Regions from separate parts of the Homo sapiens genome. Here region 1 is linked to region 2. The links are chromatin loops, found by intact Hi-C in ENCODE. Cell type or tissue: GM12878. All regions are shown on one strand. Links, peaks and the distances in the headings refer to the core of each region. The heading gives the core; the rest is flanking DNA.

Region 1 (15,966 bases), core at 2,924-10,923, 240 kb before region 2:
TTACACCCCTCATAAGACTGTAATCACCAACCTTTAGCTCTTCTCAGCAGTCTCAGTCTATTTCACTTGGCAACTACTCTCCCACTCACCTAAGTAAATTTTGCAAACCTATCACTATCTTTAAACCATTGATTTCCTCCTCTCATCCCAGCTTCACAGAGGAAATAGAAGCCATAGATTTGGAGTTACCTAAACATCCACATTAGTTTCCATCCACATTTCTCCTTTTACATTGGTGGAGGTGACCCTCCTCCTACCCAAAGCCGAACTTTCACCTGTCCCTTTGGCTTCCATCTTGTGATGATTAATTTGATGTGTTACCTTGGCTAGGCTATGGTACACAGTTGTTTAGTCAAACACCAGTCTAGCTGTTGCTATGAAGCTATTTTTTTTCAGATGTGATTAACATTTAAATCAGTAGACTTTGAGTAAACAAATTACTCTCCGTAATGTAGGTGGACCTCATTCAGTAAGTTGAAGGCCTTTAGGGAAAAGACTGAGGTACCCAGAAGAAGAAGGAATTCTGCCTTCAAACTTGAGACTGCAACATTGACTCCTGCCAAAATTTCCAGCCTGCTGGCATCCTGCCCTACGAATTTCAGACTTGCCAGCCCCCACAATATGGTGAGCCAACTCCTTAAAATCAATCTCTTTTTTCTCTGTCTTTCTCTATATAGATGTATAGATATATCTGGTTCTATTTATCTAGAGTACTCTGACTCATACACATCCTCATCTACTTTCTTGGGAACCTCACAAAAGGGCTTCCTAATATTTTTCACAAAATGGTCTACTTAAAAACAAATTTGCATAACACACTGGCTGCTTATAGCTGGAAGCTTGTGCCACCTGGAGCGGAGGACATCAAGACTTCAGCACACCTGTAACTCTTTTTTTTTTTTTTTTTGAGACGGAGTCATGCTCTGTCACCAGGCTGGAGTGCAGTGGCGTGATCTCAGCTCACTGCAACCTCCGCCTCCCGGGTTCAAGCGATTCTCCTGCCTCAACCTCCCGAGGAGCTGGGACTACAGGTGCGTGACACCATGCCCGTGCTAATTTTTGTATTTTTAGTAGAGACAAGGTTTCACTATGTTGGCCAGGATGGTCTTGATTGCTTAACCTCGTGATCTGCCTGCCTCGGCCTCCCAAAGTGCTGGGATTATAGGTGTGAGCCACTGCGCCCGGCCACACCTGTAACTCTTAGCTGCAGCATCCTTCTAGAGGATCTCTTCATAACCCTTTGCTTACTTCTCTCCCTTGTGTGTTCTACCTCTCATTGGATTTTAAACAAGTCCAAGGCTATCAGGTTAAAAAAGATAAAATAAAATAGAATACAGGTTTTCAAATCTTCCTCAAATTAACACCTTATTTCTTTTTCCTGTTTCACACTTTTTATAGTTATTTATTCTGCTTTTCCCCTTTTTGTTCCTCCCATTCAAGTATTTGTTGAAGGAATAAAGAAATGAATGAATAATTGTCTACTAAATGCAAGAATGCTAGGCACTATGGGGACTATCAAGATACATGAAAATTACTCCTTAAACAAGGCATATATTGGTACAAATAAGCATATGTATAAAATGTTATGTGATTGTTATAAGCAACAAGGCAGAAAGAAGTATGGCGTGTCAAAGGATGAGAATTGTTTGGAAGATTTCTAGGAGGAGACTAAACTTAGGTAAAGATCATTACAGCAAAGTACATACCATATATGCTCATTTAGAAGACAGAAGAAAAAAACTGGAGCCAAGCAAAACGATAGGTAAGAAATGTGGCATCCAAAGTAATTCTGGAGGTAGGCAAATGTTTAGGGGAAGGAGAGATTTTGAAAGATAGAACAAGGCTAGGCACAGTGGCTCATGCCTGTAATGCCAGCACTTTGGGAGGCCGAGGCAGGCAGATTCTTTGAGGTCAGGAGTTTGAGACCAGTCTGGGCAGCATGGTGAAACCCCGTCTGTACTAAAAATACAAAAATTAGCCAGGCGTGGTTGTGTGCACCTCTAGTCAGCTACTCAGGAGGCTGAGGCAGGAGAATCACTTGAGCCTGAGAGGTGGAGGTTGCAATGAGCAGAGATCTTACCGCTGCACTCCAGCCTGGGCGACAGAGCAAGACTCTATCTCAAAACAAATAAATAAAGAATGAGCTTCTCTAGGGATAAATTAATTTTGGAGAAGCCAATGAAGGAGAAAATTTAAAGAAAATACAGAAGCATCGGGAGAATAGAAAAAATATATGGATATCTATATCTATGTAATTTTCAATGAGTAGGCCAAGGGTACATACCTAGAGAACAGTTTCCACAAAAAAAGAGAGAAAATTTGAAGCAAAAACTAGATGATCATATGTTAAAAGCACATGAAGGAACGGAGGCAATAAATACCAAGTGTTCTTTCAAAAGAAAGGAACTGTGCCGTAACCTTGACATCCCTTTGAAGCTTCAGCATTCTTCATCCCATGTCTCCAGTCTGTCATTAAGGCTCACTCTTCCTCTCAGAAATGCCTACCATCTTGATCTTTCCTTTTCCCTTGCTACACTGCCTCTCTCCTACCTTAATTGGTTTCCTTGATGCTCACTTTTCCTCCCTTCTGGCCATCCTGTGTTGGGTCAATGAAGTGTGTGAGATAAAGGCAGATGGTGCCACAGGAGGCACGGCATAGCATGGAAGAAAGCAGGTAAGAGCCTGGCTTCTGGTGCTAAACAAACTTAGTTTCAATCTTATCACTATCTGATCCTAAGCAAATTATTTCAGTTCATAAACCTATTTCTTCATTTATAAAACATGGGCAATACCTTCCTGATTGATTTGTTATAAGGTTCAAATAAAATAAAATATGCTAAATAGACAGATATATGTACCCAAGGTGCATAATCATTTTTATTATGACAACAAACTAGTGTTTCTAAAGCACTGCCTTTATTATCTCATATCCGTGATCAAAAGTCTTCAAGGTCCTACCATCTCTTATGGCTTTAAATGTAAATTTCTCTCTCCTAAACTATGAAATCTTGGGCTGGGACTTGTCTTAGTTATCTTTGCAACCCCAGTGAAACACTAGTGCCATTTATTCAACACACATTTCCTTTAACTGGGAATAAGATGGACTTTTAAAATTGTCACTGGGCATAATAAGATGCTATTGGCTTCAAGTAACAGAAAATACAACTAGCAATGACATTACAAAATACATGCTTATCGCATATAACAGAATTATAGATATAGTGAGTTTCTGGATTAGTTGGCTCTATAATGTCATGTTTTTTCTCTCCTCATCCTCCACCCTTAGCATATTGGCTTTTTATCCTCAACCGTGCACCCTCATGCTTCCAACTGGCTGACATAGCTTTGGGCATCATGACCTCTCATGAACACATTTAAAGTAGGAATCAGTGAAGACAAGCAACATGAGAGCTCTCCTTACTTCCCTCTCTCTCTCTTTACTAGTGAGGCTGCTTTTCTGGATTTTATTTGCTTGATTCTCTTTCTCTCAATTTGATCTGTAATTGTTGGAAATCCCAGGGTTCTAAATTGGGTTTTCTTCACTACTAACTCTCCTTGATGACTGTGAATACTCATGCTTTCAAAAAATGTATTCAGATAACTGCCAAATGTATCTTTCAGCCCACATCTCTTCAAGCTCCATGTTTATATATCCAATTCATATCTCCACTTGGTGTCTACTATATATAACGTTTTGCAACTCTTTTGTCATTCAGTATTATGGAATGATCAGATGGAATTATCCATCTTATCCATGAGATCTAGTCCATTTTTAACCATTGAATACTAACTGAATGTATAAATCAGTCTCAGTTTAGCTATCTACTTCCTTGACTTGGGACAGTTGTTTCTACTCTTTGCTATTACAAACAGAGATGCAAATAAAGAATTTTACATGTCTGCTTACTCTACTATTATGGAACAAGCATTTATCTCCCCCATAGAACTGTGGGTTTACCTATTTCTCCTTCTTATTGTATAAAATGTTCTCTATATATGTTGTTGGAGGCATATATATTTTGAAATGTTATTACTTCCTTGTGACTTGAATCTTTTATCAACGCGTAGTAACCATCTTCATCCCTAATAATGCTATCCCTCTCCGAGTGCATTCTTTATGTTAATATAGATACACTAGCCTAATTTTGATTATTTACCTGGTCAACTTTTTCTCATCCTTTTACTTTAAGTCATTTTATGCCATGATATTTATGTTTATGTTCCCTTATAAAGACAATTTTATTGAATACTTACCACCCAATTTATGGCCTTGCTCCTTTAACTGGAGAATTTTGCTCATATGACATTCTTTTGATTGCTGAAATATTTGGATTTATATCTATCTTCTCTTTCTCTCTCCCTCTCTCTCTCTTTTTCAGATTTCTCTTTAAAATGATTTTTTATCTTTTCCTGCCTTCTATAAGATTAACTAAGTTATCTTTAATCCTTGTTATTCTCTAGTTATTTAGATATTATATGATCAGTTTCTGTTTTTAAGTGATTATGTTGAAATTGCTAACATATATACTTGATTAAACAGGAACTAAAATTGAAATCAATAATTCTAACCTTCTTCTAATAAAAATTACTCATCTTCTTATTAAGTGTTAGAGATGTTTGGAATTTTATTATATCTTGATATTATTACCAAAATTAATAACCATTATCATTACTGTTCTGTGTAAGAAATGCTTCTTAGGCCGGGCATGGTGGCTCACGCCTATAATCCCAACACTTTGGGAGGCTGAAGTGGGCAAATCACTTGAAGTCAGGAGTTCAAGACCAGCCTGGCCAACATGGTAAAACCGGGTCTCTACTAAAAAGACAAGAATTAGCCTGGCGTGATGGCACACGCCTCTTATCACATGGAAATCACAGCTACTTGGGAGGCTGAGGAAGGAGAATCACTGGAACCTGGGAGGCAGAGGTTGTGGTGAGCCAGGATAGCGCCACTGCACTCCAGGCTGGGTGACAGAGCAAGACCCTCTCTCAAAAAAATAATAATAACAATCCTTCTTTATATTGACCCACATGTTTACTAGTTTCTTTGCTTACCATCATTACTTGAAGCCTATTCTTTCTGGCTTTTTCCTTACTTATATCCTTTAAAAGTCGTTATTCATCATAGATCTGAAAGTGGTAAATACTCTTAATTTTGTCAAAAAATTATTTTTAACTCTCCTTCCCAAATGACAGTTTGTATAATTTATTCTAGATTAACAATTATTTTCTCTTAGTAATTTGAAGAAAGGCAATACAATATACCGTTTCTCTTTAGCCTTTTTTCTTGCTATTAAAAGCATGTGACAGCATAATTTTTGTTTCTTTTTAGGTAATCTGTATTTTCTCGCTGATTGCCTTCTAGATCCTCTTTTTGTCTTTGGTATTTGATGGTTTTACTATAAGGCTCTATGTGTGATTTATTTTTATTTAGCCTGCTCATGACTTATAATGTTGCCTTAATCTAAGGATTCATATATTTCATACATTCTGGAAAACTCTCAGCCATTACCTCAACATATTACTTCTCCCTCTTCTCTCAAACACCACCTTCTACAACTCCTACCTGACTGTGGCTCTCATTCTAACCTTCATATCTGTTAATTTCTCCTACCTGTTTTCTAATTCTTTATCTCTCAGTGCTATATTCTGAGTAATAGTCTTCATTCCAACTCTGTTTGCAAGTCCTTTAGTTGTATATTACTTTCAGTTTAGTCTATTGACTTTTTTATTTCTAGAAATTATATTTCATTCTTTTTCAAATGTGCCGTTTTTTGTAGTGCCTTTTTTTCCTTAGGATTTAAATTCCACATTTTATTTTTTATTCATTTAGGACAAACCAATTTTATAATCTCGACCAGTGCCCTAGGAGCTGAAATTCTTGGGGTTCCGATTATCCCCATTGCTGTGTCTGTTGACTTATAAATTGTTGCTGAATAGCATCTGTTGAGGGCATGCCTCCCTGAAAGTTTTATATTTGCTTCTTTTACATGCCCCAAGAGAATCACCCTGCTGGGTCCAATTTTTATACCAATCTCTTTCTTTCAAGGTTTCCAGACTTTGTGAGAAGTTATTATTTTGAATCTTGAGCCTGCATGAAACACAAGTTTGGAATTTGAATTCTCAGAAAATTCTCTTTTGTTTCAGCTGTTACTTTTAGCGTCCTTGTCTTCTCTGTACCAGTGAGTAGATTTTTTTTTTCTTAGAACACTCTTTCTCTGAGGGTTTCCCTGAAGTCCAGTACTTTTGAAAGTCCCATATTTATTCAGTGGTCTCCATTTCAATCCCCCTCTTGTTTTGAATACAAAGCTTCAGTTTCTGTTCCCATGAGGATTTTAAACTCTAAGCCTCTGTACTATTGAGACCAAGACTACTTCAGGGCAGTCACAACAGCTCATGTTTTCACACACTTCAGTTTGCCACCAGGGGAGGCTCTATTCTTCCTTGTATGATCAACTATGCATTTATACTTGCCTATGTATATAATATATATAACATGTATTTCATAGGTGTTGGTAGTAGAATTTTCTGCTTCTTGTTTTCCTCTGTTTGTTATCTCCTTAAGACTACCATCTCTTTAGGACTAGAACACAAGGCCATTTCCCTAGTTATGGAAGCCAATTTAATGCAAAGAGTAAGGCCAAATCTTTCTCTCTCTCTTTCTCTCTCTACCCCCCATCTCCCTGCACGTGTGCGTGTGTGCTTGTGTGTGTGCGTGTGTGTGTGGCTTGTGTGAATATGTTAAGTAAGTAAAGCAAGGCCTCAGCCAGGTAAGACTTTCCTGAGTAGCTCTGTCATGTCTTGAAGGAAGAAGAATTTACTACAGAGGCAGAGGATATCTGTTCTAGGCAGAGTATGGCATGTGCAAATGCTGAAAAGTTTAAGAAAACATGGATTATTTGAAGATCTGTGAGTAGGTCTATTCCACTGGCGCATAAGCTTAACATGGGGAAATGTTAAGGAGTCAAGGAGTGCAGTGACACGATCTCGGCTCACTGCAACCTCCACCTCCTGACTTCAAGTGATTCTCCCGCCTCAGCCTCCTAAGTACCTGGAACTACAGACAAGTGGCACTGGCCAATTTTTTTATTTTTAGTAGAGACATGGTTTCTCCATGTTGCCCAGGCTGGTCTCAAACTCCTGACCTCAGGCGATCCTCCTGCCTTGGCCTCCCAAAGTGCTGGGATTATAGGTGTGAGCCACCATACCCAGCTGAAATACATTTTAATTCCATTGTAAGAAGCTTATATTTTATCCTAAAGGCCATTGAAAGCTCTTGAAGGATTTCAAGCAGAAGAGTGACATGATTAGATTTCCTCTATAGAGAGAGTGGAAAAATGAAGAACAGATGCAGGGAGATAAGAGGACATTGCATTCATTCACAAGCTTTCAAGTTCTTTTGGAAAATGTGGGCTCTGTCTTCCCCATCTTGGCAATGGTGCACCTCTAACCCTAATTTAACATCCCCAGTGGTGCACATCTGATGGCCCTGAAATGTAAATAAAGAGGAAATAATAACTTTATACTATAAAATCAGTAAGCAAGAGACTTTTCATTTCTCTAACAGTTTGAAGTGTGGTGATTCCAACTATGCTCAATCACACTAACCAGTAGTTTTCCCTTATACACAGTATTGCTTTCCATAATTTCAGTTACCTGTCATTAGCCACAATCCAAAATAGGGGAGGACAGTACAATGGGATATTTTGAAAGAGAGAGATAGAGAGAGACACATTCACATAATTTGCATTACAGTATGTTGTTGTAATTGTTCTATTTTATTATTAGCTATTGTTGTTAATCTCTTAGTATGCCTAATTTATAAATTAGACTTTATTATAGGCACATATGTGTAGGAAAGAAACATAGTATATAGAAAGTTCAATACTATCCATGGTTTCAGGCATCCACTGGAGGTCTTGGAATGTATCCCCTGAGGGTATCAGAGAACTACTGTGTCACATTTTTAATGTGAACATTTATTTTGAAGTATATATTACACATATCATAATTAGCATATTATAATTATCCTGATGGTGATATAGATGATTACTAAATTTTAATATGAAAATAAAGAGGGAAGGCAAGAAGATAAAGACTATCTTTAGATAACTCCTGTCCCAAGGAGTTTACGACTGCAATGTAATGTTCCAAATAACTATAATATGGGATTCTATGTGTACATGCTGAAATAGAACCATGAACAATGGCCAAATGGGTACAGAATCCAAGTGGGACACAGTAAATTTGAGTGCAGGAACAAAAAGTCTGAGAAATTTTGATTAGGCAATTGGGAAGCTAGAAGAGAGTTCAGAGGAGAGGCTAGACATAGAAGATGCCTGTCTAAAGGTGATATTTTCAAGCTTTGGGAGGGAATGTGAGTGCCACGGGGAGGCATGTGAGAGAAGAGAAGAGGGCCAAAAAATGAACCTTCTGCAGATCCTGCCGGAGGGGACAGGAAAATAAATTGAACCAGGAAGAAGGTTTGGGAATGGTGAGAAGGGTAAGAGGTATGTCATTACATGCCATTATCAAGGGCAAAAAAATAATTAAATGTCAAACCACAAGAAAGACCTGCAAGGTGAAACGCTTGTGCAGTTTAATAACTTCGTGATTAGGAGGCTGGTTATAAGCTGCAAGAGAATAGCTTCAGTAAATAGGAAAACAAAGATTATGATGAGCCAAGCAGTGAATGGGAACTTTTAAAAGTAGAAGTAGCTAGTGAAAAACAACACAACAGAAAACATTTGAGTTTGGTGATAAGAAAGAGGGAAATGGAAAAATAGCCTAAAGCAAAGTTTTAGTTTGTTTTGAGTGGTTTTTTATTTTTAACTTAGGAAAGATAATTATTATTTGCAACTGAAGATAAGAGTCAAAGGGGAGAAAGAAATAAAAATTTGAAAGACAAAGATAATGTCCCTGGGAGGTGCAGCTCAAAGACTAGGTAATAATAAAGACTGCTTTTTATTTAGCTCCTACTGTATGTCAGGTGGTGTATTAGTCCGTTTCTCACAATGCTATGAAGACATACCCAAGACTGGGTAATTTATAAAGAAAAGAGGTTTAGGCCAGGCACAGTGGCTCACACCTGTAATCCCATCACTTTGGGAGGCCGAGGCGGGTGGGTCACCTGAGGTCAGGAGTTTGAGACCAGCCTGGCCAACATGATGAAACCCTGTCTGTACTAAATGTACAAAAATTAGCCAGGCCTGCTGGCAGGTGCCTGTAATCCCAGCTTTTTGGGAGGCTGAGGCAGGAGAATCGCTTGAACCTGGGAGGTGGAGGTTGCAGTGAGAGTGCACCATTGCACTCCAGCCTGAGCAACAAGAGTGAAACTCCATCTCAAAAAAAAAAAAAAAAAAAGGTTTAATTGATTCACAGTTCCATATGGCTGGGGAGGCCTCAGGAAACTTACAATCATGGAGGAAGGCACCTCTTTACAGGGTGGCAGGAGAGAGAATGAGTGCCAGCAGGGGAAATGCCAGATGCTTATAAAACGATCAGACCTCATGAGAACTCACTCACTGTCATGAGAACTGCATGGGGAAAACCGCCCCCATGATTCACATACCTCCCACTGGGACCCTCTCATGACACATGGGGATTATAAGGATGACAATTTAAGATGATATTTAGTGGGGGACACAGCCAAACCATATCTGGTGGAGTACCAGGAACAGGAACTTTATATCCATTAAATTCTATAATCTTATAATAATACTATTAGATAGATATTATTAAGCTCATTTTATGATTTAGGAAACTGAGACTCATGATGGTGAAATAACTTGCCAAGGTCATACAGTAAGTTAAGTAGTGGAGCTGAGAATTAAATTCAGATCCAACTTGATTCTAAGGTTCATTCTCTAACCCTTGTACTAGATTGACCCTAGCATGGGAGAATATTTGATAGAATTGCAGAGTCTAACCACATCGTGTCTCCCCACCGTCTATGTAACTACAGTAGGCTGCAGTAAGTGATACACTCAAGCTAAGGTCAGAGCGTGCAGTAGGCATTATTGTGCTTTACTACTATCCAGTTCTCCTTCCTTTCCAGGCACGTGGAAGAATGAACCTCTCAGCTCCTTATTGTGCAGGAAAATATGAATAGTTAAAGCCAGTGAAATGTGAGCAAAAGTAAGATGCCACTTCTGGACTGAGGCAATGAAAAGCCTTATTTTCCAGTTTCACCCTTCCTCCACTGTGCCAGTTGTAGGGAGGCCTTGAATTGAGCCATCTCAATTCAATTTTGACAGGACTAAAAGACTGAAGCCAACTAGATGGCTAAGCCATAATTTGTAGGAAAACAACTCTGAAGAATAGAAAACAACTCTGCAATGGAAATTGTATGAATAAGAAATACTCTTTTATTGTGTTAATTTGTAACTGCCCAATGGGTTCACCTTGCCCACTGCCTAGACAGAGCTGTTTTATCAAGACAGGGGAATTGCAATAGAGAAACGGTAATTCACACAGAGCTGGCTATGCAGGAGGCTGGAGTTTTATTATTACTCAAATCAGACTCCCCAAGTATTCAAGGATCAGAGTTTTTAAGGATAATTTGGTAGGTGGTGGGGCCAGTGAGTTGGGAGTGCTGATTGGTCAGGTCAGAGATGAAATCATAGGGAGTCGAAGCTGTCTACTTGTGCTGTATCAGTTCCTGGGTGGGGTCCACAAGATTGGATGAGCCAGTTTATCAATCTGAGTGGTGCCAAGTGATCCATAAAGTGCAGGGTCTGCAAACTATCTCAAGCACTGCTCTTAGGTTATACAATAGTGATGTTATACCCAGCAGCAATTTGGGGAGTTTTGGAATCTTGTAGCTTCCAGCTGCATGGCCCCTAAACTATAATTTCTAATCTTGTGGCTACTTTGTTAGTCCTACAAAGGCAATCTAGTCCCCAAGCAAGAAGGAGATTTGTTTTGGGAAAGGGCTGTTACCATCTTTGTTTCAAACTATAAACTATAAGCTAAGTTCCTCCCAAAGTTAATTCACCCTACACCCAGGAATGAACAGAGACAGCTTGGAGGTTAGAAGCAAGAAGGAGTCGGTTAGCTCAGATCTCTGTCATTGTCTCAGTTATAATTTTACAATGGTGATTTCAAAACATCTAACATTAGAGGATTGCTTGTTACCACATTATAAACCAAGCCTGTGCCTCAGAGAACCAAGGAAGAACATCCAATCTGTACCTGGGGCATTCATAAAAAGATCCTTGAAAGAAGTGACACCTAAGTTATTCCTAAGGATGAACAGGAGTTATATAAGCAACAAGCAGGAGAAAAAATAGAAAAAGGAGAACCAGTAGACTGTACACCATTTATGAATGTTTAATAGAACAAGATGGTATGTTTGAAGAAGAGTATGGCTGATCAATTAGTGTCAATGAGCACTGCCTTTGAAATTGCCTTTGCAAAGATTATAACAGCAAAAGAAGTCTAGCATGGCTGACTCCATCTTGCTTCTAGCCTTACAGGCTGGCTGTCCTTGTTCATTCCTGAGTGTAAGCCAAGCTAACCATGGGAGGAATGTAGTATATAGTTTAACTTTGAAACAAGAATGATAATAGTCCCACCCTAAAACTGACCCACTCTTTGTTTGAGGACTGAAACTGTCTGTGTAAAACTAATGAAAGGCCACAAGATAAGGATTATGGTAGAGGCCTAAATTATGCCTAAGATGTAGGCAGAGTTAAATGAGAACAAGCCATTGTTTCATAACTTTCTTTTCTATAATCCCTTACTTCTCAGGAATCATGTGGCCATAAGTCACAAGATTTTTGTCTTTCTCAATTGCTTTTATAGATAACATTACTATTTTAGAACCTACAATTGGTCTTTTGAGATGTTTTTCTGACTTTTGCATTCTGGTGACCAACTGGCTCTACTTGGACCTGTGCTTCATGACTTGACCAGTCCTGTGGCCCCCACCCTGAGGCTGACTCAGCACACGAGAACCATTTTCCACACCCCTATTTTCATCTCCAACCAATCAGCAGCACCCATTCCCTAGCCTTCTACCCATGATATTATCCATAAAAACCTAGCCTTGGAGTTCTCAGGGAAGCTGATATGAGTAATGAATTCCTGTCTTCTACTTGGCTAACCCTGCATTAATTAAACTCTTTCTCTACTGCAATCCTGCAGTCTCAGTGAATTGGTTTTATTTGGGCAGTGGGCAAGAAGAACCCATTAGGGAATTATACCCTTATTATAATGTAAGTGTATATACATACATAGGTTCTTACTCTGTGTTACTTATTCTGCTTTCATGATACATGTGTCCATACTTGTTTAAATAACACACTTCTTTAATTATTATAGCTTTATAATATTTTTAATATGCTTAATATCTGTTATGAGAGACTCATATTATTCCACCCACTCTTTACTTACCTATACATTCTTGTTTATTCTTGCAGAAAAGTATTAGAACCTGACCTTAGTAAACTGATTAAAGCTTTATACTTGTACTAGTTTCCTATTCCTGCTATAATTCATTACCACAATGATAAGGCCTTAAAATGATTATTTAACCAATTTATTATCTTACTGTTCAGAAAGTCAGAACTCTGGAATCAGAGGTTTTCTGAGCTAAAATCAAGGTATCATTAGGCCTGAGTTCCTTCTGTAGATTCTAGGGGAGAATCTGTTTCCTTACTTTTTCTCTCTTCTAAAGGCCACATACTTTCTTTGGTTTATGGCCCCTCCTTCTATTTTCAAAGTACGTAATTCCAACTCCTGTTTCTGTCTTCTCTCTGAACCTCCTGTTTCCCTGTTATAAGGACCCTGTAATTACATTAAGCCCACCTAGATTACATAAGCCCACCAGGAAAATTTTCCCCTTCTCAAAATCCTTAATTATTTCTTCAAAGTTCCTTCCATCATGTAAGGCAACATATTCATAGATTCTAGGTATTAGAATGTGAACATCCTTGCAGGGCCATTATCCAGCCTACCACAATACTTAAAAGATGTCCGAGCAAGGTCATAATCAAAGAGTTAGAGGGGGAGAAAACGTTTTAAAATAAGAACACAACCATACTGATATGGATTGTAAATGTAAATAATAAAAAGAATATGATATACAAAGAAGAAAATAATGTAATGTTCAGGGAAGAGGAGGGCAAGACTTGAAGATCAGGAAAATAAAAATTTGAATCAAGACCAAATAGGTGATTTAATAATTATAATATATTAATAAATGATTTTTCTCCCATATCATTAGTTGAGGGAGGTATTGGTAAATTAATAAACTCAAATTTATATCATAAATAGATTGCTATATACAATTGTGCTTTAACTGTGTACTCTAGTTAAATTATATAGTGGTTATTATAAACTAAATATATACTTGTGATTCCTCCAAAGTTCAGTGTAATTCAGCCCTACTGGGAGTTGAGACAAATAGATTTCTGAACTGTTTGGGATTTATCTGAGTATTTTTGTCAAGATTTAAAACCCAGAGCTGACAAGGTAAAAAGGTAAAATCTCTTTCGACTATTTTTTAATATGGCTTATCATTATGTCAATAAAATTTAAAATGCTGATAATGGGACCCAGGCTGATTCAAGAAGCAAAATAAATCAGCAAGTAAGTCTTCACAGTCAAAGTTGAGAGCTACTGGTATCAAGATAACTTCTGTCTACAGGAAATACAGGAGAAAAAATAAATAAATAAATGACACCACAAGGAATCAAAGAGAAAAATACAGAATTAAGGCATTTATGAGCAGTGTTTCTCACATTTAATGGGCATACAACTCACCTAAGAATCTTATCAAAATGTATATTTTGATACAGTAGGTCTAGAGACCTGAAATTCTACATTTCATGTAAGATCCCAGTTGATGCCAGTACTGCTGGTCAGCAGACTATATTTTGAGTGCCAAGGGTCCAAAAAAAGGACTAACCTGATAGTTCCCAAAAGTCCATAGTATGAAGAAAAAAATAGCAAAGTAGGAATTGTAAGGGACTAAGTTTAAGAGTCTTAAGAGACATTGCAATCAAATATAAAGGGAGAGGGACTTCAGTAATATACTGGAATAGGAAATCACAGCCCTTGTCCCCTCCTCAACAGAAACACCAAAAAAAAAAAAGATATTTAGGCCAAACTGCCTTTATCAGAACTCCAGATTCCAATTAAGAAGTTGCAGTGCTCAGATGAACACATCACAGAGAAAAATCCCTTCAAAATGGGAAAGAGAAACAGTTTCACTTTACCTGTGTCAGCCCCTCCTCCAAGCCAGCAGAGCTCAACATAAAATCTCTTTGGCCCAAAATATGTCCTAAGGATGGATGGAGTCCTATTTACATGTGTCCCACTTGCAGCTGAGGAACCCTAAAAAACAGCAGCCCACCCTAAGCTGTATACCCCAGACTCACATGTCACTCGACTAAAATATGGAAGGACATCCTATTCTTGGAAGACTAGAACAGAGCCTGGGATTTTCCAGACAGTCCCTCCCTATCTGAGAATGTTGCATTCCCTGTACATTCTATAGTTATACTTCAAAATTATAAGCAAGAAAAGGGAGAGAACTGGGTTGGTCCAAGGCCACTCAGAGAACTGCTCTGCACAAGGGAGTCTCCATAAGACTATCAGTGGATTTCTTATCAGAAACCTTACCAGCCAGGAGACAGTGGTAGGATATAGTCAAGGTACTGAAAGACAAATCCTGTATACCAAGAATACGATACCCAGCAAAACTGTTCTTCAGAAATGGAGAGGTAAAGATTGTCCTAGATAAATGAAAACTGAGGGAATACCTTATTATCAGAACTGCTTTATAAAAATTCTAAAGGTAATTATTCAACTTGAAATAAAAGGATGCTGAAGTGCAACACAGAAGCATATAAAAGTGTAAAATTCACTTGTAGAGTTAAGTATATAAACAGAATAATACTGTAATGATGGTGTGTAAATTGATTTTAATTTTAGTACACAAGCTAAAAGTCAAAAAATATTAAGAATAACTTTACAAAAATTCGTTAATGAAGTTACAGTATAAACAGATACAAATTTTGACATCAATAATATAAATTGTGTAGCGGGGAGTAAAAGTATAGAGATATTTGCATGCAATTAAAGCATACTTAATACTTCTAAGTTGTTATCAGCTTAAAATGGATGGTTTTAGTAATAAAATATTTTACATATGCCTTATGGTAACCACACACAAAAATACATACAGAAGATACAAAAAAGAAAAAGAGAAAGAGAATAAAGACTATATCTACAAAAAAAATCAATAAAATGCCAAGAAAAGCATCAAGAGGAGAAAAAAGAACAAAAGAACTACAAAGCAGGAAACAACAAAACGGCAATTGTAAGTTCTTCTCTACCAATAATTACTTTAAATATAAATGGATTAAAGTCCCCAATCAAAAGACATAGAGTGATTAAATGGTTAATTTTAAGAGACCCAACTATATGTTGTCTACAAGAGACTCATTTTAGATTTAAGGATACACATAGGCTAAAAGTGAAGTGATAGAAAAAGATATTCTGTACAAATAGTGACCAAATGAGAGCAGAGGTGACTATACTTCTGTCAAACAAAACAGACCTTATTCACAAGACAAAGAAATACATTATATAATGATAAAAGGTCTCTTCATCAGGAAGATATAACAATAATAAATATGTGTGCACCTACCATCATTTGTAAATATATAAAGCAAATATTAAGGGAACTAAAAAGAGAAATGAGCAAAAATACAATAATAATAAAAAGCTTCATGTCACCTCAGAGCCAGTGTCAGAGAAATAAAATTAAAAAAAAAGAACTTCAATACTCCAACATAAAAAAATCAATAAAGAAACAGCACACTTGAACAATACTATAAACCAAATAAATAAAAAAACTCCAAGTGTCTATGATATCTGAGGATGAGGATGCTAAAATCTGTGTCTACTAGTCTGTTGAAGTTTTCCTACAGATTCCAGTCATTCTGGTCTTCCCAA
Region 2 (15,966 bases), core at 5,133-13,132:
GGCCAGCAATATGTATGAAATAGGTTCTAACAAGTTATTTGTCTGTCACATCTACCATCTATACTAATAAAAGAATTGATTATTTAGAGATATTTGTTTTCAGGGTCAAAGAAGGATCTAGCAGTTATTAAGAATGACAAATCCAATTGAAAAAAGGCTAAGTGTAACATTGTGAAACATCAGTTATCCAAGAAAAACAAGACAGTTCCAGTTGGGCGCAGTGGCTCACACCTTTAATCCCAGCATTTCGGGAGGCTGAGGCAGGCGGATCATGAGGTCAGGATATTGAGACCATCCTGGCTAACATGGTGAAACCCCGTCTCTACTAAAATAGAAAAAACTAGCTGGGTGTGGTGGCGTGCGCCTGTAGTCCCAGCTACTCGGGAGGCTGAGGCAGGTGAATTGCTTGAACCTGGGAATGTGGAGGTTGCAGTGAGCCAAGATCACGCCACTGCACTCCAGCCTGGCGACAGAACAAGACTTCATCTCAAAAAAAAAAAAAGAAAAAGAAAACATTTCCCAAGCCTGTGCTGATTAAAATACATGGGAAATGCCACTAAAATATAAATGTCCAGTCATTTCTTTGTAGTATACAATGATATGCAAGAAAAACACCTTCTTGGTGATAAGCTGAACTTTGTCAGACTGTCCCCAAATGGGAAGGTCACACACCACTACCAGTTACAGCTGATGCCTCTGTCTCATAATCCTCAGTCCACACCTTGAGATCATCAGTGACCCAACTCACTACACTCTTCCCTATGGCCATTTCCATTCAGCTGATTACGAATCAGTGGAAGCTTTATGCCGTAGGTGGAGTTTTAACCGAGTTACCTAAGAATTCCCAAAATATAAACAAAACTATGTTTCTATAAATGTCAGTGTCATCGAAATGTGTATATAGCCCAGAAAAAACTAAATACTCTTAGCTGAAGACAATCAAATGAATGGAAATGGAAGACTGAAGGCAGAGGCAGAGGCTGTTTTGCAGGCAGAATATTAGTAATACAACTCAGACCAGGCATGACAGACGTCACCAGGTCCCATATAGGGGTTAGGGCCCATGTGGCCCTAAAGGAAAAGTCTCTGGGAAAAAGGTATCAATAGGTGATCAATGTCCGAGAGCATAAAACTTCTATATTCTCAGGCACCATGACTTTGGAATCTAAAACTCAATTTATAGATGGAATGGGGCAAAAACCTACTTATCTTTGATGTGCCGAGCACAATTCTGGCTGCAATAGTTTCCTCCAGAAAGACACTCATCTACGTTGCCATACTGACAACAGTTCTCACAGAACTGAAGCCCTTCTACTTTCACTGGATCCTTCAACCTGAAAGGCATCCCAGTCTTCTCTGAAAAGACTAGAAGATGAAAAGAAGAAATGCAAATTACAACCATGACAGAAGACATTCTAAAATACAATCAAACTTTTTCTTCTAATAATTTTGTTAGCAACACAATAAAGAATAGTGTTTGCTGAATGAATGAATGATCAAATGATAGTGTTTTCGGGGGGTATGGGCTCTGTAAAAATCACTCAAGTCATTCAAATAATGAAAAAATATTCTGCAGAAAGGATAAAAGCTTGCCCAAGGCTTTTTCTACAGAGTTCAAAGTAAAATGAAGAAAATTTCACTAGTCACTAAATTCAGAAGACGCATATATCGATCTATAGAAACTTCTTCTATATTTGTATCTTTCAGAAAATTTCAGAGGATCTTCTTTTATTTCACATTTATAATCTTTTGATGAATGATTTTGTTTTACTTAATTGGCTAAATCAACATCTCTTCTATTACGCTTTCAATGTAGTACATTTCCTGACTCATAGCTATCCAAATTGTGTAGAAACTCGCATTTCCTTTTGCCTGAATTGTTAGGCTAATCATTCATTCAGCCAGCAGTTATTAGGCACCAATTTATTCTAGACATTAATAATGACAGTAGAGACCTTGCCCAAGAGAGCTCACAGTCTAGAAGAAAAGAGAGGCAAGAAAACCAGTATTTATAATAAAATGTGATACATGCAATACTAGAGGCATAAACAAGGTCCAGAAGTAGTACAGAAGAAGTGATTCATTCAGCCTGGGGTAAGGTCAGAGAAGGATTTTCTGATAGAAAGCCTCAACAGGGTTTTGAAGGCCAAAGAGGAATTTACCAACTGGACAAAGAGAGAAATGGCATTTGAGCCAGAAAAAGCAGTATGAGTAAAGGCAAGAAAGCATGAAACCACATGATGTGTTGGGAAAATTACACGTAATTCTGTGCTGCTGGCACTGCCAGAACACAACATACAAAGAAGGAAACAGAGACTGAGGAGACAAGGCGAGCAGGTAGGTGCAGGCACCCAGATCTTTGTATGTTCTGCTAAAAAGGCAATGAGAAATCAGTGAAGTGTCAGATAAGCAATCTACGTTAAGTTCCTCTGGCTTCAAGGTGCAGGACCAATTGGAAGGGGGTAAAATTAGAAGTAGAGTGACATCTGCAATAGTTCAGATGAGAGTTGAGAAGAGCCTACATTAAGGCCATGGCAAAGATGATAGATAGAAAAGGCCAGATCTGAGACATATTAGGAAATAAAAATCAAGAGGTATAAGTAACAGGATATGGGGATGGGAAGAACAAATTCAGGATGACTCCTGTGTTTCTTGCTTGTCCACTGGGTGGATGGTGCTATTGTCAACTGAAATATGGGTTAGGGAAGAAAGAGCAGGTTTGTGGGGAGGGGAGAAAGAAATAGAAAATGAATTGCATTTCAGACATGTGGAGTTTGAGGTACCTGTGGGACATCCAGGTGGAGATGTCCAGTAGGCAGGTGGAAATACGGGCCTGGAGCTCGGGGGAGAGGTCGGGGCTGGAGATGTAGATTTAGGAGTCATCAGCATATAGGTGTTAGTTACAACCATCGGAGTAGATGAGAAAAAAAGTGGCAGGCTTTTGGCTAAATCACCTGTGTAGGCTACAACATGGATTTACTTAATTTCCAACTAACCTTGTGCTACTACAGATCTGGCATTAGGACAAAGAAGACAGTTTATAGTTATTTTAAAACATAAATGCTGGCTCCTATCAGTTTCATTATAGAAATTTACCTAACAACATGAGGCACAAAAATTACCCGGGGCCTTCAAAGTTCCAGCCTATTATAAAACTTTAGATATTCTTATTTCAAATCTTTCAAAAGCAAGAAATAAAATGCAGATGACCCATCCTTACCTTCTTGAGCAGTTGGTACCATCCAAGTGGTGGTAGCAGTTGCTTTTTTAACATTTTCCATCTCATTCTCATCTGTAATAACTTCCAGGGCTCCAAACTCATTTACCCGAAACTAGCAACAACACAGCAGAAAGGCAAAATTTAAAAAGTGCTCAGGAAAGTCATTAATTATTTAATGGCTGACACATATAGTCTTCAAGCAAATTAATTACATGGTAAAAGTTAATTTAGACAATTATATCCTGATACACCTCCCACCAATACTAAGACCTTTGCATTTTACTAATTTTGGAATTCAAGGAAGGAGAACAGAACAAAGCAGCAAGGTCTGTTGAAGGATACCAATGACCCTGCTCTGCCCTGTCCTATAGAGCTGGCAGCTTACTTGATAGGCTATCATTTCAAACACACTTTGTGTGTGTATGTGTGTGTGTGTGTGTGTGTGTGTGTGTTTTAACTAAGACTTATTTTTTCTTACGTCGTATTTTTTATTTAAAAATCACGTTTAGTAAAAGGAGAATTACTCTTTTCCCAGGAATCAACTTGTCTTGCCCAGGCTCACCCAGTTCAGAGAGAAGGAATATCCCTATGCCAGAAATAATGGCCTGAACATCCTTCTCCTTACAATCCAAGAAGTGAGCACAGAAGGCTGAAGCCTGAACCACATAACCCCAGTGCCACATTTCCTCTTTCTTTCACTGCTCTTTAGAATTCTGCATTATCTTCACTTGTAGCCCTCTAAAATAACTGGAAATTTCTCTGGGACCTGAACAAGTAGTCTACTAGCTACATGCTGATTTTATCACTAAAAAGCAACAGCATCTTGATTTCATGGACATTCCATTCCAAATACTGAAAATTTCCTTTCACCTGACAGCACACTTCAAATAAAGTATGTTTCTACAACAACCTGGTTGTACTGTGTGTGTGTGTTGAAGGCTTACCTACGTGTGGAGACCTTGTTCTCTCTGAAACAGTGAGGTTTACTCACACATTCATGGGTTTCAAGCAGTTTTCTGTATTCCTTCTGTTTTTCCATAAAACAGAATAACATTAGGGACCCACTAATTTTAGCAGGTGATGAAAAAGCTAGAAAGCTCAAAATTCAAAAGGATAGTAAGATGTTTCAGATCTTTCACAGAAATTATGAGCAAATTATGAGTATTTAAGCAAGGCCCTCCATTTGCCAATCCGAAAAAATCGATTTAGTCAACACGCCAATAGAATTATTTATTTTACTAAACTACATTCTAAACTGCAAGTTGGAAAACTCTTCAACAAAAAGTATCAATAATTATTCTTTCTATCAGGTGAAAACAGCACCTTAAACAATGTTCTATGCATAGTCCACAATTATTAAATGGTTTCTAGACTAAACGTGTGGAAATGGTTAAGGAATGTGAGAATGTCTTCGAACCCTACTATGTATTCCAGATACCAGTTCCCAGGTAATATGTGAGTACTATACCAAGTGTGTATACCAAAATGTCAATGTAGGAAGAGGTAAAAGTTTATTTAGAAGGAAAAGAGCTAAAAATAACTTTACTTTTAGAAAAAGAAATCTTTAAAAAAATGTTTTTAATGATCACTTTGAAGACAGAATATTTCAAAATAAGGCTGACAGTACCATCTGCTGGGCAAGAGCAGAAAAAACAAACTACCATGATAATTATTAATTAATGATATTAAAGAATGTGATAAAAAATCAATTTGAATTAAAATTCAAAAACAATAGGCACAAGCTTGACAATGCACTTCAGGTAATTTTACTTTTATCATATGTCACTGATGTTAATTTATGCTTATTTGACAAATACAAAATGTAAGAAATAGCATCAAACATTTACATTAAACAGAAAGTCTCCCATGGCTTAAGTTTTCAAATTGCTGTAAAACAGCAAACCACCCTCCATTTCAAAGACTGAGAAAGAAAACATCACTGAGTGAAATCTTCAAGTCAGAACTCAGAACTATGACACCTGGAAGCTTCAGGTTCAAATACTTTCAAAGTTAAAAGGAACGATTCCCACGATGCAACCTTCAATCCCAGTCAGCTTTTCTTTCTCCTAAAATGTATTGCCAGTAACTGACCTACAGTCTAAGTACAAAGTAAAGATGCAATGTCACTTCGGGGCACAGTTCACTCTTGTAAGCCAGAGATCCACAGATGGACTTTGAGGGTTGATTAATCCCATAAAATATATGCAAAATTATGATATGTGCATATACAGCTTTCTGGGGACAAGATTCATAGTTTTCAAGGCATACTATAAGCCTGAAAAAAAAATAAAGAATACCTGCTCTTATCAAAGTTGCTTATCTCAAAAATTAAATACCTCAAAACATTTTCAAAATATTCTGTCATATGCAAAAACATACAGGGATCAAATTTTTCTCTGATTTCTCAATTTGGGCTTACTGTGTCTTCCACAACATTGCTATGATAGAAAATGTTAGACCACAAAGGTTGATAGGTCCTGCTAACATTACTGAAGTCCTACAGACAGAATTCCAGAAAGACTGATACATTTCCTAACACTATGTTTTCCAATAAAACACCCAGGTTCTGAAATTAGTGATGCTTTTACAAATGGTTTTGGAATGATGGAAATTTCACCTTTGTTTATATTTCTTTAAATCATTAGTTCTTTTAACCTAGAGAGCTAAAATATGTAAAAAACTTGCCACGTGGCTCCACTCTACAACCAAGAAAGTCAAAATTATAAACTTTACAAAAGGGATTTACTATTAAGCAAACAAAACACATCTGCTAACTTTTTCTGCATGTGGATATATCCAGGTCAATCAGAAAAAAATTATGCCTGAAATATATAAGGGACTGCACATGTTTTGTTTGGCTTGAACTACCTTTAATTGATTCAACTCTCTTTTTTATTTTTGATTGTAGAGTCAAAGGATCTTTTGCCTATATTTGCCTGATTTAATAATAAATCATTAGAAGATACTGTTGAGGTTATTTTCATTTTATTACCTTCAATGCTGAGATTTGAATCGACTTACCAGTGTGTTTTAAGGGCAAAGATGTTTGATAACTAAATTGTTTTCAACATTAATCAAAGCAAGGCAAAAACCGTGTATTAAGAGTGCGGTGAATTTTACTGTTGGGTCTCTGCCTGCTACTGCAGGCAGGGTCTTGCTCTTGGCTAACTGGCAATTATTCTTACTAGATAAGATGCTGTCCTCTCAGGAGTGTATCTGCATTTTACTGAGAGACTCCGAAAGACATTATGACCCAGAGGAATAATTCTCTGTAAATTTCAGACATCATTAGAAGTTCAGGTAGGGAAACTGCTCAGTTATGGGAAGCCCTACCATGTCCCTCTGCACTGCCACTTAGTCACCTCCCTGTTCTTACAGCTGGCGCTGAGACATTAATCTACAAATACGAATTTGCATTTTAAAAGGACAAACTAGGCATTGGTGAAGTTTCCAAAGCTTGCTTAGGCAAAAGTGTTTTAATGACTATAATATTTTCAAGAATGTCAGTGGACACTTGCTGTTTCTCCCTTAACACTCTGTACCTTCTTAAGCTACTCCCTCTTCTGGAAGCCCTTCTCCTTCCCTTCCTCCCTAAAGTATTCATGGAGACTCCTACATATTTCCAGGCACCTGAAGCTCAAATGACATCTGCTTTTCAAAGCCTTCCTGATCCCTCCAGCTGAAATAAATTTTTACCTCCTCTAAATTCCTGTAAAATTTTCCTTGCATCTCTTTTGATATGAAGGTGTTTTCTCTCTTTAGACAGCAGTATAGCAGGTGTAAGATAATCCATTTTAAATATCAGAAAAGCCTGGTTTTGAGACCCCTGCCAGTAACTGACCTAAACAAGTGAATTAACTACTCCAGGCCTCCATTTCCCCATCTGTAAACTGACGAGACAAAAACTATCTTAAAAAGGGTAAAATAAAAGAATTAAATAAAAAGATGCAGGTAGAGTGTTCAGCAGAGAGTACGTTCTCTATTCTTTCCCCTACTGCACCCAGAGATGTCTGTGCTCTGTTTATATAAGCATGCGATAGCCCAGTGTGGAGAAGGGATTCCAGCAACAGGGAACAGTAACAAGGGCCCAGCGTGTGAAGGCTTCAACTAGTGGTTTGGGCTGGGGAGAAAACAAGAGTGGCAGTGGGAGTGAAATGAGACATGGCCAGAGAGGAAAGCAGAGGCCAGACCACCAAAAAACTCTTGTGGTAAACTTAAGGGGCTTGAACTTCACCAAAAAGATTCTGGCAACTGCTAAAAAATGTGAAGAAGAAGGGTGTAACTTGACTGGATAGCAATCATGGGGATTTTACAGGAAAAGTTATTTCAAAACAGCAAAAATTGAGGCATACAAAAACCTGTTCCCATGATAAGAAATTGACTTCTATAGATTTGCTGACTATATTAACTGAATTAACTTTAGCCTAGGAAATCTAGATGCCTCTACCCACTGAAACATAGAAGCCTAGGTAGGATAAAATAGGCAAAGAATGAAGTGAGAGAAAATTTCATGATTCATTCAAAGTTCTTTCTAATATCCTAATTTTGTGAAAAATCAATTTCTTAATCAGATTTCTTAAGCAACTTGGATTTTAAGTAGGAAGCAAGTGAATTAGAAATCTTCAGTGATATAATCAATTGGGTCACCTCTGAATCTCAGATAAAAAGGGTCATAAAGTAAAAGAAAATGACATTTAAATTATTTTTTAAGGGAGGTATCAAACTGTCTACAGCACATGAATTGGATACATGGCAATTACCCAGATAATTAGATGGGTCTGAAAGTCATTATCAAATAACTCAGATGATAATACCCACTAAATGGCTTAATTACCTGATTACCTTAATACAAGTAATAGGTTAATTTCTAAAACTCATTGCTTAGAAAACCTTAAAGCAATACAGATTTCTTAGGGATGGAAACTTCACTCTATTGTTAAAAGCTAACTGAAAAAAATTTACAAATTTCATCATCCACGTGACAGTTTTTTTTAAAAAAAGCCATTGAGAGGAAAATGGATAAAAACACACAAGGGAAATAAAGGAGTAAAGCAATTAAAAATGGCACTGTACATAGTAAGTCACAAAGCCAGAAAAAATACAATTTGTTAAGTGTTCTCTATTATTTTTTTCAATCCTCAAAACCACCTTATCACATAGATTCTAATGTCCTCAATTTTACAGATAAGGCTTCCAAAACTTAGGCAATTGAAATAATTTGACAAAGCTTGGGTAGCTATTATGTAGTTGACATGACCAGTTTGAGAAACAGTTTTTCTTTCTCAAAAATGTTCAGCAACCTTTCTCTGTCATATCTTATCCAGATGAATATTTGGAGAATGTCAGCGCAAGCAAAACGCTTGGCATTCAATTAATTCCTAATTTACTGCAGAGGAAACTTGACCGAAAGGGATTAACTGGCTTTTTCAAGGTCATACAGAGCTAAAACTGAAAACCCAATCTCCTCTCCAGATTCTACTAAACCTCAGTGCAACATTTTTGTTAAACTAAACTCAGAGGTGTTGGCACATTACACTTAATTAAACCCAACCCAACTAAAATCTAAGTATTTTTCCAATGACAGGCAGATTGTCCCAATCTCACCACTGAGGATGAGCTAGGGCAGGCTTGGCTAGGATACTTGTCAAGCAGCCACTAAAAGGGACTAGATTCCAGGAGGCCTAAATAATGGAGCAAGAATTTCTATTCAAGACAGCCTAGAATACCAAACATTTGAGAGGTAAGCCCAGCAATGGCCTGTTGGGGAGATGTGAAGTTCAAATACCTGAACGATCAAGTGCAAACACAAAGTCTAAAGGGCCACAGACCGGTTCAAGGTTCCAGAGATAGGATCAGAGCAAAAGCAAATTAGAAATGAGAGATGGGGGTAGTTGGTTTCCCAGATCGGTGCTTGCGCAACCATGTTTCATGGGACAACAGAAGTGGTCCTGGAATAGGTTTGGGGTTACTGGGAAAAGGAGGCAGGGCAAGGTTATACAAAAGCAGCAGACTGAAGTATTGCTCTCCAAAGAGTTCTCATCTATACTTAGGCAGACGGATTTACAGGAAGAACCCGATTTTGAACAAGTCATTATATAAAAATCCATATTTACAGTATAATTAATTTAAGAGAGGTGAATAATCCTATTTATTCAATACTTTAACATTATCCAGTTTTTAAATGAGAACTCTAGGACACAGAGATTGTGGCTATTCACTTAAAGTTACAAAGCCCATTACTACAAAATCAAAAAAGATAGCTCTTCTAAGTCTGCCATTTCTGCATTTATAGGCTGTCACGGTAAGAGTCAAAACTGAGATGATCCTTCTTGAAACTATAAATCAATTTCTGCGAAATAAGCACATACTGCAGAAACATTCCTTACTCCCCTTATCCAAGTGACAAAGGCTCTGCCATTCCATCAGCATTTCAAATTGTCTTGCAAATTTATTGTGGAGGTCTAAGCATCATCTAAAACCTACACCACTATGATTAATGCTTTTAATTTTTATTTCACATATGTATCCAATTTTAAGTAAGCATACGCACAGATGCACACACACATAATTGTATGTAATAAAGAGGGTTTACCTTTAAGTCACTTCCTGGTAACGTGCCCACTCCATCTTTCCAGTCCATAACACTGAACACATCAAACTCTTGACCACTTGTGCTAGAGGCAGATTCAGTCATGATTTATTTTTTAACCTGAAAGGGGAAAAGAAGGCATATCACTAAATATTCCACATGGAAATCTGTTTTTAATTTAGTACTCGTTAGTTCAGTTTCCCTTAATTACATAATTTTCTTGATCACAATATCCCATATCCCTGGATCTAAAAACAGCTACTTCAAAAATATTAACACTTTTTTCCTAGTACGATCCTTGGAAAAGTATAGAGAAAAAATATTAATAAAAATGTCTTAGTTAAAAAGTGTTATGGTAAACATTTTCTATTCATAAACAAAAGAAATTCATTTATTCAAGGCATATTCACTTAAAACAAAAAGTCATAATGCCATATGGATAGAATTCCTTGCCTGTAAGTAGTTTGTTTTCTGTTTTAAGACACTAGAAAAAAGTAGGTATGGATAAATGATAATCTGCCAATTTGTTATTCTAGGAAATAGGAAAACAGTCTCAAAATGTACAGCAAATACCCATAAAAAGGCTCTGTTAAGATAACCAATTTGGCTACCTAAATTGTGATAAAATTTCTAATTTTCATTTTTTAAAAAAATTGGAAAACAAATTTCCATAATCACATCATTGGTTGTGGTATTGATACTGTTGTTCTAAGACTGTTGTCTTTGTAACATGAGAAAAACAAATAAGTAATTATGTTGGTATCATAGACAACTGATGAAAGATTGATGGCTCCTAAATCTGAATGGAGGTATCAGTATGAATTCATGATGTGTTTTATCTTTAGAAATATGTGTATTTTCTAGTTTTGTCCACTGAAAGAATCTAGAAACAATCATCAATCAACAGTAATGAGCAGTCTAGCTTCAGACTGTGGTGTCTAAATACCATTTCTCACAATTCTCCCCATAGAAGAAGCTGATTTCTGCTCAATAGCAGGAAATGTCCAAGATGAAACTGAAACATCTTGTCAAACAAGAAAGCAAAGAAGCTATCAAAGACAACAGAAGTCATATCCAAAGAATTCAAGAGCCAACCTGAATAGGCCCCTTCTTCTGGCCCCTTTCTTCTGGCCAAAGAAAGGCAAAGTAGTATCCTTACTATCCTTACTAATTTTAGCTGCAGTGAACTGAAACACATCAGATAAACTGAAATCCACAAGTTCATAATGACATTCAAAGCAAACAAATAAACCAAGAACACCTCATTGATCACCTTCTCAGGATTCAAGAAAACCAACTCACTATTTGGAAAAGGAAACATGGATTTATCCTGCCTTTCCAATGTGATCTGTATGTTAGAGTAACCATATCACTGGGCAGATAAAGTTTCCCCTTAGAAAGAATTCCAGCTAATAAGTGAAGAAGGAATGATAGAATATTATAATTTGTAACCTTTAATAAATTAATGGTTCTAGGCAACAACCATCGATGGCTGCCAGGAATGCAAACCCAACACCATCTATGAAGTAGCCTTGCCAGGAAAAAACAAAATCAAACCTAATCTGATCAAGTCTATTTATAGGAGCTATCAGAGAAAGAAAGCCTGTTGTTAAATCATACCACAAAGATATAAGGAAGAAAATCCAGATTACCAGAAATTCTTTAGCAGCATTTCTCAAAGCATGCATTCCTCAAGGGTCTCTGAGCCCCTTTCAAAAGGTCCAAAAAGTCAACTATTTTCATAAAAATACTCACACATTCTTTGCCTTCTTCACTGTGTCGACATTTGCACTGATAGTGCAAAACCAAGAGAGGATAAAATTGCCGGTGCAGTGGCAACAACTGTAGTAGCAGCCATTGCATTCTTCCCCACCATGCATGCACAGTAAATAAATGTCAATTTCACTAAAGACCATTATTGATGAAGTAAAAATAATAAATGTTATTAAGTCTTGATATCTGAATATACATCTTTTTAATATTGTGTGATGAAATGGGAAGTACTTTGACATGCCAAAGTACCATGGATGCAAGCTCCTGGTTTTTAACGGAATGCCTTTTTCACTTAACAAGCTATGTTTATTCGGGTTTGGATATCTGGTAAATATTTTGTCAAAAATTAATGAAGTGGGCCTGTCACATGAAAGAAAACACTAACAGTATTTGTAGCTGCCAATTAAATTTGAACCTTCAAGAGAAAAATCAGGATTTTGTAACACTTACAAGCATCACCATGGGCTTGCCAGCTTCCAGATGGCTAAAGACTTTTCTAAGGCAGTGGATGGGTGGTGATAGTAATGGATGTGATGTTTAAAATATTTCATAATGAAATATGTCAACACTTGGGAGATCTGCCTAACTCGGTTAAGCAAAATTTTCAAAATGACCAACACATGATGGTACAAAATTATGCATAGGTAAATGATCCATTTAAAGTGCAAGATGGACCAACAGATTTTTTTTTTTTTTTTTTGAGACAGAGTTTCGCTGTTGTCGTCCAGGCTGGAGAGTACAATGGCATGATCTAGGCTCACTGCAACCTCCGCCTCCCGGGTTCAAGCAATTCTCCTGCCTCAGCCTCCTCAGTAGCTGGGGATTATAGGCGCCCACCACCACACCTGACTAATTTTTTGCATTTTTAGTAGAGACAGGGTTTCACCATGTTGGCCAGGCTGGTCTTGAACTCCTGACCTCAAGTGATCCGCCTGCCTCAGCCTCCCAAAGTGCTGGGATTACAGGCATGAGCCACTGCACCTAGCCCCAACAGATTTTAATGTAACAGATTATGATTCATAATTGATAAGGTTCATTGGTAAGGTTCCAAACTGCACACTGCAAATAATCTTTAAGAAACTACCACCACCTGTCAAGTTTTAGTGTGGTAACTAAGAATGTTCACTATTAAATGAAAAGTCTATTAAAATATTCCTTCCTTTTCCAACCTCATACATGCATGAAACCAGATTTTCTTCATATACTTCAAGCAAAACAACCCAATGCAACAAGAATGCAGAAGCAGATATCCAGCTATCTTCTATTAAATTAGACATTAAAGAGATTTGCAAAAATGTTTAAAAAATGCATTTCTTGAAACTGTGATTATATTTCATAAAAATTATGCTTATATATACTATCATGTACTGGTTTTACTGTTATTTTTAAATAGTTTAAACTATTTCTAATATAGCAAATATATATATATAAACTATAAAAACAATACCTCTTTGAGCTTTCAACCATTTTTAGAAGTGAAAAGGAACTTGAGACCAAAAAGTCTGAAAGCCAATACTGTAAACTACAAAAAAAGATGAGCAAGGAAGTATGAAATTTAGATGAAAAGGGATTTAAGAAACATATCAACCAATCACAATATTGTAATTCATAGATAATCTGTGGACCCTGATTTAAACAAAAGATTATTAGGAAGGAAAGTATGAATGCCAAATTGGATATTTTATGATATCAAAGAAATACTGTTGCTTTTTTTTAAGCAAAATGATGACAGCATGTACTTTTAAAAGAGGAGTTGTTCCTTATATTTTACAGGTACAAATTGAAAGGAATAGATGAAATGATGTAATGTGAGAAATTTGCTCTAAATTAATAAGCGGATGAAGTAATAAGATTGGCAATGTGTTGGCAATTGTCAAGACGTGTGAAGGGTCCATGATAGTTTATTCTACTACATCCTAGTTTTGTATATGCTTGAAAATTTTGTTCAAAAATTCAAGATTTTTAAAAGTGCAGTCTCCTTACATATATAATATACATTCACTTTTAAATACTTAATAGGAAAAAAAAACTTCTGTTTCTTTTAATTACAGCTAATTTCTGCTGGAATTTACTAGACGCTTCAATATTTTTTCTTCTGTTTTCCCCCTTAAGTAGAGAAAACATCAAATATTAGACATATTATTAAGCCTATTTCTGATCATTTCAAAACTTACACAATCTAAATTTGAAGAAGAATCAGATTTTACAGACCTCAAAAGCACAAGCCACAAAAGCAAACATAGACAACTGGGATTATACGAAACTAAAACGATTCTGCACAGCAATGGAAACAATCAACATAGTTAAGAGAAAACCTACAAAGTGGGAAAAGATATTTCCAAACTATCCATCTGACAAGGGATTAATATCCAGATTATATAAGAAGCTCAAATAACTCAGCAGCAAAAAAGCAAATAATCTGATTTGAAAATGGGGAAATGATCTACACAGATATTTCTCAAAAGGGGACATACAAATGGCCAACAGGTACATTAAAAAAATGCTCAGAATCACTAATCATCAGACAAATACAAATTAAAACCACAAGGAGATATCATCTCACCCCAATTAAAATGGCAATTATGAAAAATGTAAAAGAACAAATGCAGGTGAGGATGCAGAGAAAGGTGAGCTCCTGTATCTTCTTGGTGGGAATATAGAGTAGTATGGCCATTATAGAAAACAGTATGGAGGATCCTCAAAAAAATTAAAGATAGAAATACCATATGATCCAGTGATCCCACTACAGGGTACATATCCAAAGGAAAGGAAATCAGTATATCAGATATCTCTACTCCCATGTTTATTGCAGCACTATTCTTGAGAGCCAAGATATGGAATCAACCTAAGTGTCCATGAGTGGATGAATGGATTTAAAAATGTGGTTTATACACACACAGGAATATTCAACCATAAAAAAGAATGAAATCCTGTCATTTGTGACAGCATGGATAAGCCTGAAGGACATTATGTTAAGTAAAAGAAGGTAGGCTCAGAAAGACAAATATCACATGTTCTCATTCATATGTGAGAGCTAAAAAAGTCTCATAGAAGCAGAAAATAGAACAGTGGTTACTAGAGGCTAGGAAGGGGGTGGGAGGGAGGCAATAGACAAAGGTTGATTAACTGGTATAAAACTACAGTTACATAAGAGAAGTAAGTTCTAGTATTCTATAGCACAGGGGGTGAATATAGTTAAAAATAATTTACTGTATATTTCAGAAGAGTCAGACGATTGGATTTTGAATATTCCCAAAGCAATGAAATGATAAGTATTTGAAGTGAAGGATATCCCAATTACCTTGACTGGATCATTACACATGATATGCATGTATCAAAATATCACATGTGTACCATTAATGTGTACAATTATTATGCATCAATTAAAAGTAATTCTTTTTAAATCAGATTTCACTACCATTAAGACTGCAGCCTCAAAACAGGACCCAGGATGTAAAGAGCTGAGAAAGAATTAATCTAATCAATAATAGAAATATGAAATGAATTAAGACTTAGTATGACTTCTCTCTCACTAAACAGGTAACAACCAGCAATGATATCGACTGCCTATAAAGTGATGTTTAAGAGTGGTAACTTTTTTTTTTTGATAGACAGTAGAGCGACAGAATATCTTCCCCCTGGTGGATAAACTTGGTAATATCTGAGTGATCCTTTAATAAAAAAAGTTTTACTGTTTTTTCTGGTAAAATCTCTAGATAACCATTTCCATTATTTTCTTTGGCAAGTACACTTTAAGGAAATTTAGTGAAATTATCTTATAGTATAAAATTGTCAGCTGTGACTATCCTGGTTATTACAGTCTCCATAAATATAATAGCATTTGATAATAGCATTTGTTCACCAGATACTAAGTGTCAGGCACAATACATACTTTTGTAAGTTTGATTCAATCTTTCTTTCTTTCAGAAAAGGATTCAAAGTAGCAATTTACATATATTATTTCAATTATTTTTTTCAGAAAAACAGGGATTTTATCAACCCTCTAGTCTACACTGAAGAAACTGAGGTGCAGAAAGATTTGGTAACTCAACCAAAACCACAGCCAGTAGCATGGCCACCATTTGAACCCAGGTCAGACTGTTTCCAACAGTGAGCTTTCTTTGTTAACCATCGTTTAATCTTTATAGAGTTTTGTTCTCCTCCGAAAATCTGGCAAAATCTACTTTCACCAGAATATGGTACACCTCAGAACATGACAAAACTAGTTTATTAGGGCCAAAGTTCTTAATATAAATACCAAGTCCACATCAGTGCAACATGTATCTGATAAAGTACCTTCAAAGTACATGCTTACTAACAAAATGTCAGTAAGACATGCAGACGCCACAAATAGATTTTTAGTCTTTTCCTACCTAAAAACCAT

Evidence for each region. Hi-C counts contacts between places; a loop is a spot of excess contacts. Peaks named below come from ENCODE experiments on the same cell type or tissue, not always from the same donor. Only the 100,000 strongest peaks of a DNase experiment are listed, where the experiment ranks them.
Region 1: it touches region 2 in a loop (3-fold over the local background); 20 of 110 quality-filtered maps call a loop at or near these places.

Annotation. Positions count from the first base shown.
Region 1 is chr6:130,272,885-130,288,850 of GRCh38, reverse strand. It overlaps a transcript of SAMD3 not described here. Among named protein-coding and RNA genes, the nearest start is that of SAMD3, 58 kb to the right of the region's middle. In GM12878, for the core only: a CTCF peak has its summit at 6,414 (motif pointing right); no DNase peak of the experiment used is centred there.
Region 2 is chr6:130,036,648-130,052,613 of GRCh38, reverse strand. L3MBTL3 (L3MBTL histone methyl-lysine binding protein 3) reads right to left here. Exons shown (of 23, transcript NM_032438.4): 3 at 9,813-9,929; 4 at 3,221-3,332; 5 at 2,784-2,858; 6 at 1,206-1,365. The coding sequence starts at 9,914. Among named protein-coding and RNA genes, the nearest start is that of L3MBTL3, 26 kb to the right of the region's middle. In GM12878, for the core only: no CTCF peak of the experiment used is centred there; no DNase peak of the experiment used is centred there; H3K27ac peaks cover 464 bases.